3 separate regions of the Homo sapiens genome follow, and all the other regions are linked to region 1. Evidence: read pairs that join two places in POLR2A ChIA-PET (ENCODE). Cell type or tissue: OCI-LY7. All regions are shown on one strand. Each heading gives the region's core, and the rest is flanking DNA. Links, peaks and the distances in the headings are about the cores only.

Region 1 (6,205 bases), core at 503-5,502:
CCTGGACAACATGGTGAAACCCTGTCTCTACTAAAAATACAAAAATTAGCCAGGTGTGGTGGTGGGTGCCTATAATCCCAGCTACTTGGGAGGCTGAGGCAGGAGAATCACTTGAACCCGGGAGGCAGAAGTTGCAGTGAGTCGAGATTGTGCCACTGCACTCTAGCCTGGACAACATAGTTAGACTCCTGTCCCTACAAAAAAAAATTTTTTTAATTAGCCTGGCATAATTAAATAATAAGTAGTCCCAGCTACTACATAATAAGTAGTCCCAGCTACAAGGGAGGCTGAGGCAGGAGGATGGCTTGAGCCTGGGAAGTTGAGGCTGCAGTAAGCTATGATCATGCCACTGCACTCCAGCCTGGGTGACAGAGTGAGATCCTGCCTCAAAAGGAAGGAAGGAAGGAAGGAAGGAAGGAAGGAAGGAAGGAAGGAAGGAAGGAAGAAAGGAAGGAAGATGAAATGACTCTTGGTATTCAGAACGTCTAAAGGACAAACAGTAAAGTTTCCATAAGGCTGGCCAAGGGTCAGTGCTTCTGCCTTGCTGATTCAGGAAAATCAAAAATGAAAAAAGAAATGAGTAAATCAACATACTCTGAACACCCACGGACCAGGTGATCCTAGCTGTATCTCAGTTTAATTCACTCCCTGAATGGTAGAGTGATTTTGTGGATGAAGATACTGAAGTTCAGAGAGATGCAATGATTGTCCACGGCTGTAAGGGCAGAGCCCACATGGTCCAACTACCAGTCCAAGGCTTCTCCCACAGTTATCACTCCATGAAATGTCTTCATGTCTCACTTAAGTGCTGCAGTGTGTGAACTCACAGGGGTGTAGGGGCTCCATTTGCTCTGCTAACTCCAGTTCCTGCCTCTTGATATCTCAACATCTATAAGCTAAGGCAACCTAAGAAGAAATTAAAGAAGCATAGATGAGCCATTTTCTCACTGTAATGTTGCAAAACCGTCCCCCAGAACATGTCTGGATTTTTTGGATTTGTTTTTGTAGCAGCAGTTTTGGAGAAAAACATATGAATGAAGCCCAATTGACCAGTGATATAGTTTAGTTGTTTGTCCCTTGCACATCTCATGTTAAAATGCCATTCCCGATGTTGGAGGTGGGGCCTGGTGGGAAGTGTTTGGGTCATGGGGGCAGATCCCTTATGAATGGCTTGGTGCCCTCCTCACAGTAGTAATGAGTGAGTTCTCATTCTGTTAGTTCACACAAGAGTTGGTTGTTTAACGGAGCCTCACACCTCCTCTCTCTCTCTCTCTCTCTCTCTCTCTCTCTCTCTCTCTCTCTCATCATGTGATATGCTGGCTCCCCCTTTGCCTTCTGCCTTCATCATAAGCTTCCTGAGGTGTCACCAGAAGCAGAGCAGATAGTGGGGCCATGCTTCTCGTACAGCCTGCAGAACCATGAGCCAAATAAATCTTTTTCTTTCTTTCTTTCTTTTTTTTTTTTCTCTGAGAAGGGGTCTTGCTCTGTGGCCCAGGCTGGAGTGTAGTGGCATGATTTCGGCTCACTGCAACCTCCGCCTCCCAGGTTCAAGCGATTCTCCTGTCTCAGACTCCTGAATAGCTGGGATTACAGGTGTGTGCCACCACACCTGGCTAAGTTTGTATTTTTAGTAGGGACAGGGTTTCACCATGTTGGCCAGGCTGATCTCCAACTCCCGACCTCGAGTGATCCACCCACCTCAGCCTCCCAAAGTGTTAGGATTGTAAACGTGAGCCACAGCTCCAAGCCTAACCACTTTCTTTGTAAATTACCCAGCCTCAGGTATTCCTTTACAGCAATGCAAAATGGACTAAGACAACTAGCTGAACTCCAAGAAGGACGGGGCTGGCTGAATAAAAGTGGGGTGTCAGAGGAGGGAGAGCCAGGTCCTAGAAGGAGCAGGATAAAAAGAAGAGCTTTGCAGCTTAGGGCAAGGAGGAGGGAATTGAGCTCGTCTCCCGGCTGAGCAGGGTGCTGAAGGAAGAGACAAAAGCATTATCCAAATGACCTCAGGTTGCATGAGAGGAGGGGACCTCTTGGAGGTGGAATTACAGGCAGGACCCAGACGCTTCATGACCCAGAGGAGTTAATGTGAGTCAGCAGGAGCGGGGTCACACGCAGGCAAAGCCAGGAGGCTGGCGTTGGAGACTGATAGGGTTTGAGTCTGTGTTCTCGCCCAAATTTCACGTCGAATTGTAATCCCCAGCATTGGAGGAGGAACCTAGTGGGAGGTGATTGGATCACGGGGGCGAAGATCCCCCTTGCTGTGCTGTTCTCGTGATAGTGAGTGAGTTCTCGCGAGATCTAGTTGTTTAAAAAGTGTGCAGCAGGCTGGGCACAGTGGCTCATGCCTGTAATCCAAGCACTTTGGGAGGGCAAAGCGGGCAGATCACTTGAGGTCAGGAGTTCAGGACCAACCTGGCCAAAATGGTGAAACCCCATCTCTACTAAAAAAAAAAATACTAAAAATTAGCCAGGTGTGGTGTCAGGCACCTGTGATCCCAGCTGCTCGGGAGGCTGAGGCAGGAGAATCAGCTGAACCCAGGAGGCGGAGGTTGCAGTGAGCCAAGAATGCACCACTGCACTCCAGCTTGGGCAACAGAGCAAGACTCTGTCTCAAAAAAAAAAAAAAAGTGTGCAGCACCTCCCGCTTCCTTCTCTCTTCCTCCTGCTCCAGCCACGTAAGACATACCTGCTTCCCTTTTGCCTTCCACCATGATTGTAAGTTTCCCGAGGCCTCCCCAGCCATGCTTCCTGTACGGCCCACAGAACTGTGAGTCAATTCAACCTTTTTTCTTTATAAATTACCCAGTCTCAGGTAGTTCTTTATAGCAATGCGAGAACGGACTAATACAAAGACAAAAGCTTTCTAGCAATGCAGTTGACTCTCTTGGCATTGGGTTCCTGAACATAGAATAGGGCAGGCGGCTTCCTGCAGATTCTGGGCAGTGAGATCAGTTAGGAGCTTCTGCAAGGGAGGCTCTGGGGAAGGCCACCTTCCCTGAGACATGCCAGACAACAGTTTAACTATTGCCACATCAACCTATACTCAGCTATAGCTGCAGGCTGAGAAGGCTGGCCAAGAGGGGAAAGAACACTACTTATTATGTTTTTTCCAATTGCATATTTTGCCTCAAAGTCACTCATTGAAAAGGATTGGCTGGACAGGGTGGCTCATGCCTGTAATCTCAACACTTTGGAAGGCTTGAGGCCAGGAGTTCAAGAGCAGCCTGGGCAACATAGTGAGACCCCATCTCTATAAAAAAAAAAGTGTTTAAAATTAGCTTAGGCTGGGCATGGTGGCTCATGTCTATAATCCCAGAAGTTTGGGAGGCTGAGGCGGGAGGATCACTTGAGGTCTGGAGTTCAAGACCAGCCTGGGCAACATGATGAAACCTCATCTCTACGAAAAATACAAGAAAACTAATCAGGTATGGTGACATGCACCTGTAGTCCCAGCTACTCAGGAAGCTGAGGTTGGAGGATTGCTGGAGCTCAAGAGTTCAAGGCTGCAGTGAGCCAACATCACATCACTGCACTCCAGCCTGGGCAAGAGAGTAAGACCCTATCTCCAGATTTTTTTTTTTTTTTTTGAGACAAGTTCTCTCTCTGTCACCCAGGCTGGAGTGCAGTGGTGCAATCTCAGCTCACTGCAACCTCTGCCTCCCAGGTTCAAGCAATTCTCCTGCCTCAGCCTCCCAAGTAGCTGGGACTACAGGTATGTGCTACCACACCCAGCAAATTTTTGTATTTTTACTAGAGATAGGGTTTCACAATGTTGGCCAGGCTGGTCTCAAACTCCTGACCTTAGGTGATCTGCCCACTTCAGTCTCCCAAAGTGCTGGGATTACAGGTGTGAACCACCTCACCTGGCCAAAATTTTTTTAAATTAACCATACATCGTGGTGCATGCCTGTAGTCCCAGCTACTGGGGAGGCTGAGGCGGGTGGATCACTTCAGACCAGGGGTTCAAGACCAGCCTAAGTAACATAGTGAGATCCCACCTCTACAAATTAATTTTTTTGAAATTAGGCAGGTTTGGTGGTGCATGCCTGCAGTCCTAGCTACTGGGGAGGCTGAGGCTGGAGGATCACTTGAGCCCAGGAGTTCAAGATTGCAGTGAGCACCACTGCACTCCAGCCTGGGCAACAGAGTGAGACTGTCTCAAAAAAAAAAAAAATAATAATACAAAGGGGACCAACATTTTAAAAGCTAGATTTGAGTGGAGGGTGTATATTTGTTTCCAAGATTGGTAGTTTTTTGAGGCTTGCCAGTACATATCTGGAGCCAGTGCCCTCGCAGTCTCCCTTTCCTTTTCCCACCCTTCACCCTTGGGTTGCATTTTCTCATCTTGCTTTAATCAGCCTTATCCACAGTAAGGGAAATCAACTAGTCCTAAGGAGGCTTCTCTGCTGTTCCTCAACTTGGCAGCTAGTTAATTCTCAAAAGAAGGATTGCATTTGAAAGCAAGTACTGCCTTTATTTTACTGTGGTGCAGTTCTCTGATCCTCCTGCTGCTGCTTTGAATAATCAGTATTTAAAAAAGAAAAAGGACGGGGCACGGTGACTCACGCTTGTAATCCCAGCACTTTGGGCGGCTGAGACTGGTGGATCACCTAGGTCAGGAGTTTGAGACCCGCCTGACGAACATGGTGAAACCCTGTCTCTACTAAAAATACAAAAATTAGCTGTGTGTGGTGGTGTGCACCTGTAGTCCCAGCTACTTGGGAGGCCAAGGCAGGAGAATTGCTTGAACCTGGGAAGCAGAGGTTGCAGTGAGCCAAGATTGCACCACTGCACTCCAGCCTGAGTGACAGAGTGAGACTCAGTCTCAAAAAAGAAAAAAAAGAAAGAAAGAAAAGGAAGAAGTAAATGGTTAACCTCTTCATTCTCTTCGTTGGCCTTCAGCATGGTGGCTCCAGTGAGCTGTCAGGAATAGCATTCCGTAACAAATGAGATTATACCTCTTTTCATTATCCATCCTTTTCATTCAAGTACAGTAGCAGTACTGGGACTTTCAAGGATCACATCAACTAAATCCTGAGTTAGAGACATTTAAATTCAAAAATCCACACTCAGCTGTACCTTTTCTCTCCTAGCTACTTCAGTGAATTTGGGGTTTGGCTATAACTGCTTGAAATTTTATTTTAAAGTAAATGGAAGCTTGTTTTGACATTGCACAGTTATTTCAACATGCATCCCCAAGAGTATGGCTGCAAATGGAGTATAAATGTGACAGGATCCCAACTCGAGATTTTCGTTTTAGCCCAGCTCATTCAAAGCAATAATCTACATTGTGCCATGCCAAGTGGTGAGTGACTACGCTAGGAGGATTAAAGGATTATTTTTTTTAATCCACTGGAACTCAAGCCATGGCCTCTCTATCAGTAACATTAATAACTAAAATGGACTGAATTCACATACCTCTTTTCTCCAAGATTCTCAAAATGTTTTTGCCAAATGTAACGTACCCAATCACAGATTAATTTTTAGAGCTGGGAAGAGAGCTTAGAGATCAACCAGACAAACTCAATAATTTAAAGATGAAATCCGGGGCCCAGGGATGTTCAATGACTTAGTCCAGGTCTTGTGGCCACTTACTGGCAAAGCCAACCTGGAACCCAGGCATCCAGATTTTTAGCCTGGGGTGCTTTCCCCCACAACTCTGGTCTGTGGATTTGCATCCAGCATTACATCACCTGGGAGCTTATTAAAAAAAGCAGAATCTCGGCCGGGTATGGTGGCTCATGCCTGTAATCCCAGCACTTTGGGAGGCCAAGGCAGGCGGTTCACCTGACGTCAGGAGTTCAAGACCAGCCTGGCCAACATGGCGAAACACTGTCTCTACTAAAAATACAAAAATTAGCCTGACGTGCTGGCAGGTGCCTGTAGTCCCAGCTACTCAGGAGGCTGAGGCAGGATAATCACTTGAAACTGGGAGGCGGAAGTTGCAGTGAGCCAAGATCGCACCACTGCACTCCAGCCTGGGTGACTGAGTGACACTCCATCTCACAAAAGAAAAGAAAAAGAAAAACAAAAGCGGAATCTCAGGCTCCACCCCAGACCTGCTAAATCAGAATCTGCATTTGAACAGAGCCCTCTGTGTTTGTGTGCCCATTAAAGAATGAAAAGCCTCCAGGAGGCTATGACAGGAGGATCACCTGAGCCTAAAAGTTCAAGGCTTCAGTGAGCTATGATCACGCCA
Region 2 (5,000 bases), core at 1-5,000, 370 kb after region 1:
CGGATCCAGTTCAAGTCTCGTTTCTGAAGATCTGCTAATTAGTTTTGGATGGAAATCTAGGCCAAAAATCACACAGGTATTTATCCAGCTTGACTCTAGAGCCTACAGGTTTCTGGAAATCAGAGCATTTGAGACACGAATGTAATTTGGGATTTTACTGTCATAATGAAAAGACATGAACTTTGCTATGTGCTCTTTCATACATACTTTTGTTATAATATTTAGATGTCTGCTGGTACCTTGAACTAGTATTAAGAATGTCAGTTAAACCGTTTCTACCTCATACTTCAAAATTTCAAGTTTACCATGTTAATTGGGATTTCATTTGCTTTCGAAAAATTTTGTAGTCATGTGAAGGTTACAAGCTAAGGTATCAAATAAAATTCTTTATATTTTTTTCCTTTTTATGAATTTAAGTTGCATACTACTTTTTCCCCTTGCCTAAAGTATAGAAATAAGAAAAACTGTAAGGAAAGATGGAGGGAATAAAAGATTGGCTTATGATCTCTCTTTGGAATATTGATTGACTTGAATAAGAGTGAGATGCTAGTTTTAACATCAGGTAATTGAAGAACCCCAATCTAGGCTTGTCTGTGTTCAGGAATTACTCACGTATTGTATTGGAAGTATTGGTTTGTAACTGGGATTGGTAAACCTGACACTAATATAATAATGAGTTATATGAAAGGTGTTTTGCTTTTGTTTTATCTTGAGCATTTGGAAACAGGTTTATTCGTGTTTTTCATTTTGTGTCTTTTGACTCTATACTTTGTTGCTGTGAGCCCTGAATGTTGGGAATAGTGAGCATAAACATCACTTAACTTCAGTGAGATACATCTTTGGAATGTTATGACCAGTAATAATTTTATCCTAAATGACATTTGTAATTTTAAATAAAAATTTAGTAAAAATTGACTATGAAAAGGACATAGCATATGTATTAGGATTCTCTGGAGAGCAAGTACCAGTAGAATATATATGTGGGTAGATAAGAGGGGATTCATTCGGGGAATTTGTTCACATGATTATGGGGGCTGAGAGGTCCCATAACAAGCCATCTGCAAGATGGAGACCCTGGGATTCACAGTATGGCTCAGACCAAGTCTGAAGGCCTGAGACTGGGGTAGTCCTCAAGTCCAAAGCCTAGAGAGCCTAGAGTTTAGATGATCAAGGGCAGGAAATTATATCCCAGCTCTAGGAGAGAGAGAGAGACCATTTCGCCTTTCCTCTGTTTTTGTTTTATCTGGACACCCGGCTGATTGCATGGTGCCTGCCCACATGGAGGGCAGATCCTTCCCTACTTAGTTCACTGAGACTCACATGCCAATCTCCTCTGGAAACACCCTCACAAACACACCCAAAGGTAATGCTGTACCAGTTCTCTAGGTATTCTTTAATCCAGTCAAGTTGATACCCTAAATTAACCAACACAGCACATTAACTACCACCTCATAAAATAAAACCTGCAGAGAGAAAATAAGCTGAATGGGAAAAGGAACTGCAATGAAAAGAATGGGCCATAATTCAGCTTGGGTGATCCTGATACCTACAGGAGTTGTTCCATAAAACAGTGACCTTTTATATTTCCCAAAGTAAGAAAATTTTATATGTGTATTTGTGCATGCAGAACTTTATTAAGGGCCATTTAAATCCCATATATTGATAGAGGAGTTAAGAAAGATAAAGTGACAGGAGTGATTCTCAACTCTGGCTCCCATAAATTTCTACAATGTCAGTGATTGAAGAATGAGGGAGCACATCTTTCCTTTAATAAGGCCTAGCCAGTACACTTTTGGTAGTTGATGAGGGTAGGACAGAACTCCCTTTCTTTATTTGAAACTGTGTATTTTTGTGCTGATTAAATTTTACATTTTTCCCTCTTGTGATGATATAAAGTTATCTGCATGTGGCCAGATCTCAGCTAAAGAACATGAAATAAGCCTCTGTACATTCTGCATTCTAATCTCTGTTCACAGCAATCTTGTATCCACACAAGTCTGTACATGACAGGTAATGAGTGGGAAGTGGGAGGAGATGGGTGTCTGTGTGGTTTGCACTGGTGGTGGTGGGGAACTGAGCAGATGGTTGTGATAGCCACATGCTGCGTGATTCCCGTGGGAGTTGATGGTGGTGACAGGCGACTCACAATGTGCTATTTACAGTTTGGGTTTGCAGTCTTTCGGTGACATCTGAATGCTCTTTAGCAACTGCTTTCATTACTGCCTTTCGAGGAGCTGTTAATTGAAAATGAAATTGTGGGTGGGCTTTAAGACAGGCAGACGCAGGCAATTCTGTGTGGTAAATGTTGCTTGAGAACTGTTGGATGTCTTCATGCCCAATTTGTAATTCATTTTCTAAGACTGTAAAAGCCAAAGGTGCATTTGGAGATTCAGTTATGTATATACATAGGCAGAGTTGAATGTCACACCTTGCCCAAAGGGTCAAACATACAGTTATTGGTATGGGTGCTGTGGTTCACGCCTGTAATCTCAGCACTTTGGGAGGCTAAGGTGGGAGGATTGCTTTGAGCACAGGAATTCAAGACCAGCCTGGGCAATATGATGAGACCTTGTCTCTAGAGAAATAAAAAAATTAGCTGGGCATGGTGACGCATGCCTGTTGTCCCAGTTTCTTGGGATGCTGAAGTGGGAGGATTGCAAGGGCCCAGGAAGTTAAGGCTGCAGTGAGCCATGTTCACGCAACTGCACCCCAGCCTGGGCAACAGAGCGAGGTCCTGTCTCCAAAAAAGAAAACCACACAAAACACCTATTTGTCTGGAAACCAACCTAGGGGAATGCTTGGCAATCCCAGCTGCCTGCTCATGTCTTACCTTTGTGTAGTTCTCTTTAAATGTATACAACTGTGTGAGGTTCTTATGTAAAATCTGCTGACATCTTGTAGTGTTCTCTGTGAGTTTATCGTAGGACTTCATCCTCCTTTCTTCCTTTAGCTCTTCATAAAGTTACTATGCAGGAGTAAATGGTTATTTGTTCTCTTGAACTTTGGGATACATTTTTCCTTCCGTATCCAAGGAGGATTCTTTCCAGGACTCCCCATGGATACTAAAAGCTGTGGATGTTCAAGTTCCTTAAATAAAATGTTATAGTATTTTTATGTAACCAACACACATCCTCTCACAAACTTTAAATCATCTCTAAATTATTTATAATACCTAGTACAGTGTAAAAGCTATGCAATTTGTTATTATATTGCATTGTTTAGGCAATAATTACAAGACAAAGAGCCTGTGCATGTTCAGTATATAAGCAACCATTGTAGGCCACATTTTTGGTCTGCCATTGGTTGGATCCATGGATACAGAGGGCCAACTGTATCATATTCAAGTTCTTACATATAACTTTGTTTCTTGTAAACATTTTCATATGATACAACTCTGTTAAAGGCAGTTGGAGCCCAGAGGCAAACAAGAGAAGAAGGAAGAGAGAGGGTGGATTTTATTGGACTTTGACAGTGGTTGATGATCTTGATTCTCTTATGGCTGCCCCCAGCTGCAGGATTGTGATTTGTTTCTTATCTTCAGAGTTGTTTGCTAAAGCATTAGTAGCATTACTGAAATGGTAGCTTTTGTAAATGTTTATATGTTGAATTGTTTTATTGCCCATAGCTTTGCACAGAAATCTTGTGCTGAACAAGGAATGACCTCCCTCTTGGAAGTGCTGTTAACTCTCTTTTTAATTAAATATGAATATAGATACAATATAACTGCATTTTTTTAGTTTTCCCTTGAACATTTCAGTGAATACTATCTGGGACAAAACCGTGCTGAATTATACGCTTTCACTACTATCACTCTTTGCTCTTAGAGAGCCCCCGAGGCTTGGGGTGAGGAGACACACCCCTTGCTGTACTTAACCCTCAGTCCCATTAGACCTGCTTTGCCACAGGAACCCAGCTGTTTTAATGCATTTGAGTTGCTGTTGGGTCCTAATGATGTTTAAAAGAACCTGTCTTGGTATTCTAAATGAACTCTGGAGCATTGCCTATTGATGCAAGTGTTGATGATTTTATATCAGGCAGATATAACTTTGTTATTTACTCTGGGGCTTTTTACACCTAGGGGTGTGCATCCTCACACCAGTGCTCACAAAGACACACACAGGAGCAGAAACCAAAATAGCTCACAAATGTGGGCAAGTCCTGTGGGGGACCACCTTATGTCTCTCAGGAGGCCTGATGAGCTGTGCCATGTGGCCTTCTGGAACATTATACCTGCATTCATTGATCACAGCTCTGCAGAAGCTGCCACTTCTCCTATGTGCCTGCCTGCAGTGACGCTGATGTAGCAGGTCATTCTGTAATCACTGTTTGCACCTGCATTTGCTCAGGAAGTGTTTGCTCATACATCTTGAAATCATGTATTACAAACCTGGACAGGTCCTAATTGCTGGTGATGGTTCTGAGAGGTTGAGATTGGCTATAATTAGATGGAGAAGCAATTAGCTACATATTCTGAGTAGGGAACATACAGAATAATGTTTCTCAAAGGGTGGTCTTTGAACCCCTATGTCAGAGCAACTGTGGATCTTTTGTTAAAATGCAGATTCCCAGGTAATCACCTTGGCATAGTCCATTGGGTGGGGGTCAGGGTGTGGCAACAAGGAACTGGAGTTCCTTCAGTGACTCCAGTACAGGTGCTGCAGGAGCCATATTTTTAAATAAACTGTACTTATTTTTTATTTTCAATTAAAAATTGCAATATTGTTAGCAAAACTTGGGAAGAATCATAAAATTGTAACAACATATCTTGCGGAAATTAATTTTATCAATAATTGGATCATATTTTTGTTCTGTACATTTACTAATTGAGTTATCTTCCAAAATGTATTGGCAAGAAAGAAATGTTTCTGCCAGATGATGTAGACATTATATAACAAAAAATGATGTTTTCAAAATAGCTACTTTTTCTAGGTGTTTACTAGAATGGACCTGATAGAATAATTGTATTCTAGTATTCTCTCCTTAGGCCCACTGGCTCACTC
Region 3 (5,000 bases), core at 1-5,000, 89 kb after region 1:
CAGACTTTAGTATGATCTGTGGGTTTATGGAAGGGCTTTTTTTTTTCTTTCTTTCTTCATTTAGGCCTTTTTTACTTTAACCTCCAGTGGGGACACAACTAACTTAAATCTTAAAAACAAATAAACAAACAAAAACCCTAAATACAAGCCTTCTTTCGCTATTGTTTGGCAAATAAGATTTCACAAGAGGGTAGAAAGAACTGCCTTGATTCTTGGTGTTTTAGACTTTCCTATAGTCTAGTTTTTTGTTTTTGTTTGTTTTTTCTTTTGGTCCTGTGATTCCTTTTGTTGTTACCTGTTTCCTTGGCTAATGCTTTGTTTAAAAACAAGTGCTCTGGTATTCCAAAACAAATTTCCAGCAGGCTTCCCGATTGTGTTCTCAGATAAAAGACCCCAGGGTAGTGCTTTAACTTGAATTTTGGTTGCCTATGCATGCCTGAGAGCAAAATTCAGTTTACTAGGTGGCTTCCAACCCAGATTAATATGGTTATATCTAAAACGAGGGAATATACATTTGAAACAGGAAATGTGGATTGGATTTACCCTTTCAAAGAGCCCTAATGTGAATGTAATGAGTAGAGTTTTGTCTGGGGTTAGATACTGTGGGCTCCAGTTTGTTTTTGAGTTTTTAGCTGAATGAATGACTTTAGTCCTGTCATTAAACCTCTGGAAATTTAAACTTTCAACAATGTAATAATGATAATGAAAATAGGGAAAGGCTCCTAGACTGTGCTGTGGAAAAACACATGTTCAGATTTTACTGAAGACCCAGAATCCCATGTGGCCACAGATAATTTGATTTCACAGTTTCTATTTCTAGATATACAGGATGGGGTTGCCAGCAGAAGTTACATAGTGATAATAACATATCAGCTTCCTTTTTAGGGAAGATATTGTAATTGTGAGAAAAATATTCAGAAAAGCCTTGGCCAAATATTGTTTGTAGTTGGTAAGAGAATACTCAGTTATTAAAGCTTCTGCGAACCTTTTCCAAATAATTACACTTTTTCCCTAAAGGAATCCTCCCACCTCAGCCTCCTAAGTAGTTGGGACCACAGGTGCTCATTACCACACCTGGATGGGTGGATGGATGGAGATATATATATATTTGTAGAGACGGAGTCTCCTTATGTTGCCTAGGCTGTGTTACATTTTTTGTCACACATGTTGGGTATGGAGAATTTGGAGTAGGTAGTTTCAGATTTGCACATCACAAGTTCTTGCCTTGTGCAGTGGTTTCTAAACCGAGTTGCATATCTATACTCCATGGTAACTTGGTAAACATACTGATTCCTGGACCCTGTGTCTGATCTACTAAACATTAATCCCTGCTCTGTGGCTCTGGAACATTAGTGTTTTGTTTTCTTTTTGGGGTTTGTGACAGGGGGACAAGGTCTCGTTCTGTCACCCAGGCTGGAATGTAGTGGGACAGTCATGACTCACTGCAGTCTCAAACTCCTGGGCTCAAGCAGTTCTCCTGCCTTAGCCTCCCAAAAAGCTGGGACTACCACCACCACGCCCAGCAATTTTTTTTTTTTTTTTTTTTTTTTTGCAGGGGTAGAGACAGGGTTTCACCATGTTGCCCAGGCTGGTCTTGAACTCCTGGGCTCAAGGAATCTAGCTGCCTGGGCCTCTCACAGTGCTGGGATTATGGGTGTGAGACACTGTGCCTGGCCTGGAACATTAGGGTTTTTTGTTTGTTTGTTTGTTTGTTTTTAACATCAAGTTCCAGTATAGAAGTTTCAGAAACACTATTTCTTAAAATATTTTTGAGTGTTTTCCTGGGGCAGTGGTAATGGTGATGGTTTACAATAATTTATTTCTATGCTATGTAACTTTTCTGAAAAGAAAACATTCCTGTGTATTTGGTTTTAAAACCTTATTTACTGTAAAATAGAACACATCCTGGAAAAAGTGTAGTGTACAGCTCAATGAATGATCCAATGAATGATCACAAAGTGAATACCCAGGTAACCAGTACTCAGGTAAAGAAATAGAACATTGCCCCCTCCCCACAAAAAATGATTTTTATTAGATTCCTCAAATTTTCTTTTCTATTCCTCCTCAAATCCCAAGAAATTAGAGATATAAGTAAAGGTTGATGAAACAATATAATAAGGTGTAAGTGAAAAAAGCATTGTCTTTTGGTAGGTGGTGTTTCTTAATTACTCTTTTCAGTAAGTTTTTGGTGATGTTAAGTTTGTGTTGTTTATCTATGTTTTGATTCAGCCTTAAGCCAGTTCTTGACAGTGACTGTCTATTAATGCTCACAGCTGATATTAAGATTACGTTCTAAGATCTATCTTTTCTGCAATCTGTTTCACTGAAAATATTCTCATGATAGTTTTGAAAATGCGTAAGGACAGATTATCTTCTGACTCTAATAAACAAGTGAGTCTTGTCATTACTGTCCAGGTAACTTAGGAAACCTGTCTCAGTAGCCAGGTATCTTTATCTGGTACATGATAAAATGTGGTTTCTTAGTTTTTTTTAAAAAAAGTTCCTTCCTCCTCTCTATCCACCCAGAATAATCTCTCCTCCATTCCAACCCAATCAGAACATTTAAAGCCCTGATGGTTTTTCTTTTTTCCACTGAAGAATCATTCAATTCTTAGTGAGAGAAGGTCTAGCTGTATTAAATAGCAAGCTTGCCCATTTTCTTTGGAAAGGGATGCTCATGGTAAAAGGACCTCAAGCAAACCCTGCACTTAAGCTGTGTGCAAGTGGAGGGAGAGAGCTGTCTGCAGCCACCTGCCAGCAGCTACACATCTGTGCTCTGCTAGCAAGCATGTGGGCTCTGTGGATGTGAGAGCTGCTCCCTTTCCCCTCTCTGCCTCATGCTCCCCCATCTTAGTGATCGCCACTATCAACTAAACAGGTGACAAGACTCCAATCACCCTGCTCTGAATGGCTCTCCATCTTCCCAAAAGTATACCAGAGGCCTGTTTTGTTTCAGTACATTGATTAAATAAATATTCCTGTGTGCACAAAGGAACTGAAATCTGTTATGGCACTCTGCAGTTATCTGTCCATTAATAGTGGAGAAACTACTGCCAGTTTTCTCCCCTCGGTGCCCCCGCCCCCCACCCCCTTTCTTGTCACTACCACGCAGATTCTCAAAGGTGCCAGTAACAGATAAATTATCTGACCTCTGCTTTCAGGCTTGTGTGAAGCGGGAGGAGTGGTGTCATGCTCTTTGGTGAGGCATGCCGTTGGGGCAGTGCCCAAGTGTATGGATAATAGGAGAGCCCGAATGATTTAGATTAGAAGATGCTTTCTTGCTTTGGGGTTGTGGGACCTTTGTCTCTCCCCTTCAATTCTTAGCAGAAGCGGACTCAGAAAGGTCTTTCAAATTAGCTTGCCTCTCTTTTATAGGAAAAGGGTGCTTCTGGCCCTGAAGTAGTTCTGTGTGTCTACTGTCAGATGTGGAAGCCACAAAGTGCCTGTGAAACTTGGTCCCTTGCGTTTATTTACAAGTTTCTTTCAAATGGCAGTGGCAGGAAGGATCTTTACCATTTGGGCAGATAGCCCTAGTGGTTGATGGGAGGGCTTGGTGGAAGGGCAGGCTTTGTGAAAGATCCAAGTGTGGAATGGTAGGAATTCTAGCCATGGTGGTGCTGACTGGTTTCCTTTCTTTTTTGGCGGGGCAGGGGCTGGGGTGGAGTGTTGGTTAAAAGAACACCTAGATAAAAAACATGACGGATTTCGAAAGTGTTATTTGGGCTGCGCACGGTGGCTCATACCTGTAATCCCAATACTTTGGGAGGCTGAGGCTGGAGGATCCCTTGAGTCCAGGGGTTTGAGACCAGCCTGGGAAAAACAGTGAGACCCTGTTCTATAAAAAATTTAAAAATTAGCTGGATGTGGTGGCTTACAATGGTAGTCCTGTCTACTCGGGAGGCTGAGGCAGTAGGATCACCTGAGCCCAGGAGATTGAAGCTGCAGTAAGCTGGGATTGCCCACTGTACTCCAACCCGGGTGCCAGAGTGGGGCTCTGTCTCAAAGAAGAAAAGAAAAGAAAAAGACAGGGAAGGGAAAGGGAAGGAGAAGAAAGAATGACAATGGAACATAGGAAATTAGGGTTGTAGAGAAGACTCTATGAACATTATTGTGGTGTGAAGGAATGGCATGCAGAGATAAGTGTGATGGAAGGGAGGTGTTGAAATGTTTACAGCTCCTAACATCTACCACCAAGGAGGGGGCACCCCTTTGACAGAAACGAGAGGGTGTTCCTGAGTAGTTGTGACATTAAAAAAAATTGCAGGGAACCTTGTAGCTGCATGGATGGCAGAGACACATAAGTAGGGAAAAATGTTGGAATAGGTAAAGTGAAATCTCTTAGTGTGTGTGTCTTCCAACTGACTGTGGGTAATTAGTTGGAAATGACATTAACCTGAGCTTAATTGTAATTTTGCATAGTAACAACATACCAGCTGTTCACTGTATTCTTTCCTGGAGGTGCGATTTAATTATTATTATTTTTTTTTGCTATCTTTTAAGCTCCAATTTTCTGTTATGTTTTACTTAAACCCCGCCTGGTTGCCGTGTCCACAGTCCCCACAGTTTAGCAGTAATGTCATTTTTGTTGCTTTCATGCCCACTGTGTGCTGAGGGCTTGGGATGCTCTTGATTTTGCTAATGACTTGGATTTATAAAGGGCCACATTGGAAGGTCACTGAGAAGCATGGGTGATTGGAAACCTTGTGTTTTGGGCTCTTCCACAAGGTTTTAGTTTATTATATAAATCATATGCATAATTCTAGGCCTATCAGAGGTGCTCAAAGTATCAAGTGAACAAGCTGAAAGAGAAGTTAATTACTGAACAGTGATTGTTCTGATATAACCAATTATTGGATCATTAAATGTTTATTACCTTTTATATGCTCCTTTCCCCCATAAGGGCAGTTTCTTTTTTAAGTCATTAAAACAGAAATGGGATCTTAAAAAAATTCTGCTTAAAAAATTTCCACGAGACTGAAGTATTAAAAAGGTCTTGTGTG

Evidence for each region. ChIA-PET counts read pairs that join two places held together with the same protein. Peaks named below come from ENCODE experiments on the same cell type or tissue, not always from the same donor. Only the 100,000 strongest peaks of a DNase experiment are listed, where the experiment ranks them.
Region 2: POLR2A ChIA-PET joins it to region 1 with 5 read pairs; 2 of 35 experiments call an interaction of 5 or more read pairs at or near these places.
Region 3: POLR2A ChIA-PET joins it to region 1 with 7 read pairs; 2 of 35 experiments call an interaction of 5 or more read pairs at or near these places.

The regions. Positions count from the first base shown.
Region 1 is chr7:69,532,579-69,538,783 of GRCh38, forward strand. No RefSeq gene overlaps it. Among named protein-coding and RNA genes, the nearest start is that of CT66, 62 kb to the right of the region's middle. In OCI-LY7, for the core only: no CTCF peak of the experiment used is centred there; no DNase peak of the experiment used is centred there.
Region 2 is chr7:69,904,366-69,909,365 of GRCh38, forward strand. All of the region lies in intron 2 of AUTS2 (activator of transcription and developmental regulator AUTS2), which reads left to right. Among named protein-coding and RNA genes, the nearest start is that of AUTS2, 310 kb to the left of the region's middle. In OCI-LY7, for the core only: no CTCF peak of the experiment used is centred there; a DNase peak (open chromatin) is centred at 2,116.
Region 3 is chr7:69,621,856-69,626,855 of GRCh38, forward strand. The region is part of intron 1 of AUTS2 (activator of transcription and developmental regulator AUTS2); the gene reads left to right. Among named protein-coding and RNA genes, the nearest start is that of AUTS2, 26 kb to the left of the region's middle. In OCI-LY7, for the core only: no CTCF peak of the experiment used is centred there; a DNase peak (open chromatin) is centred at 2,766.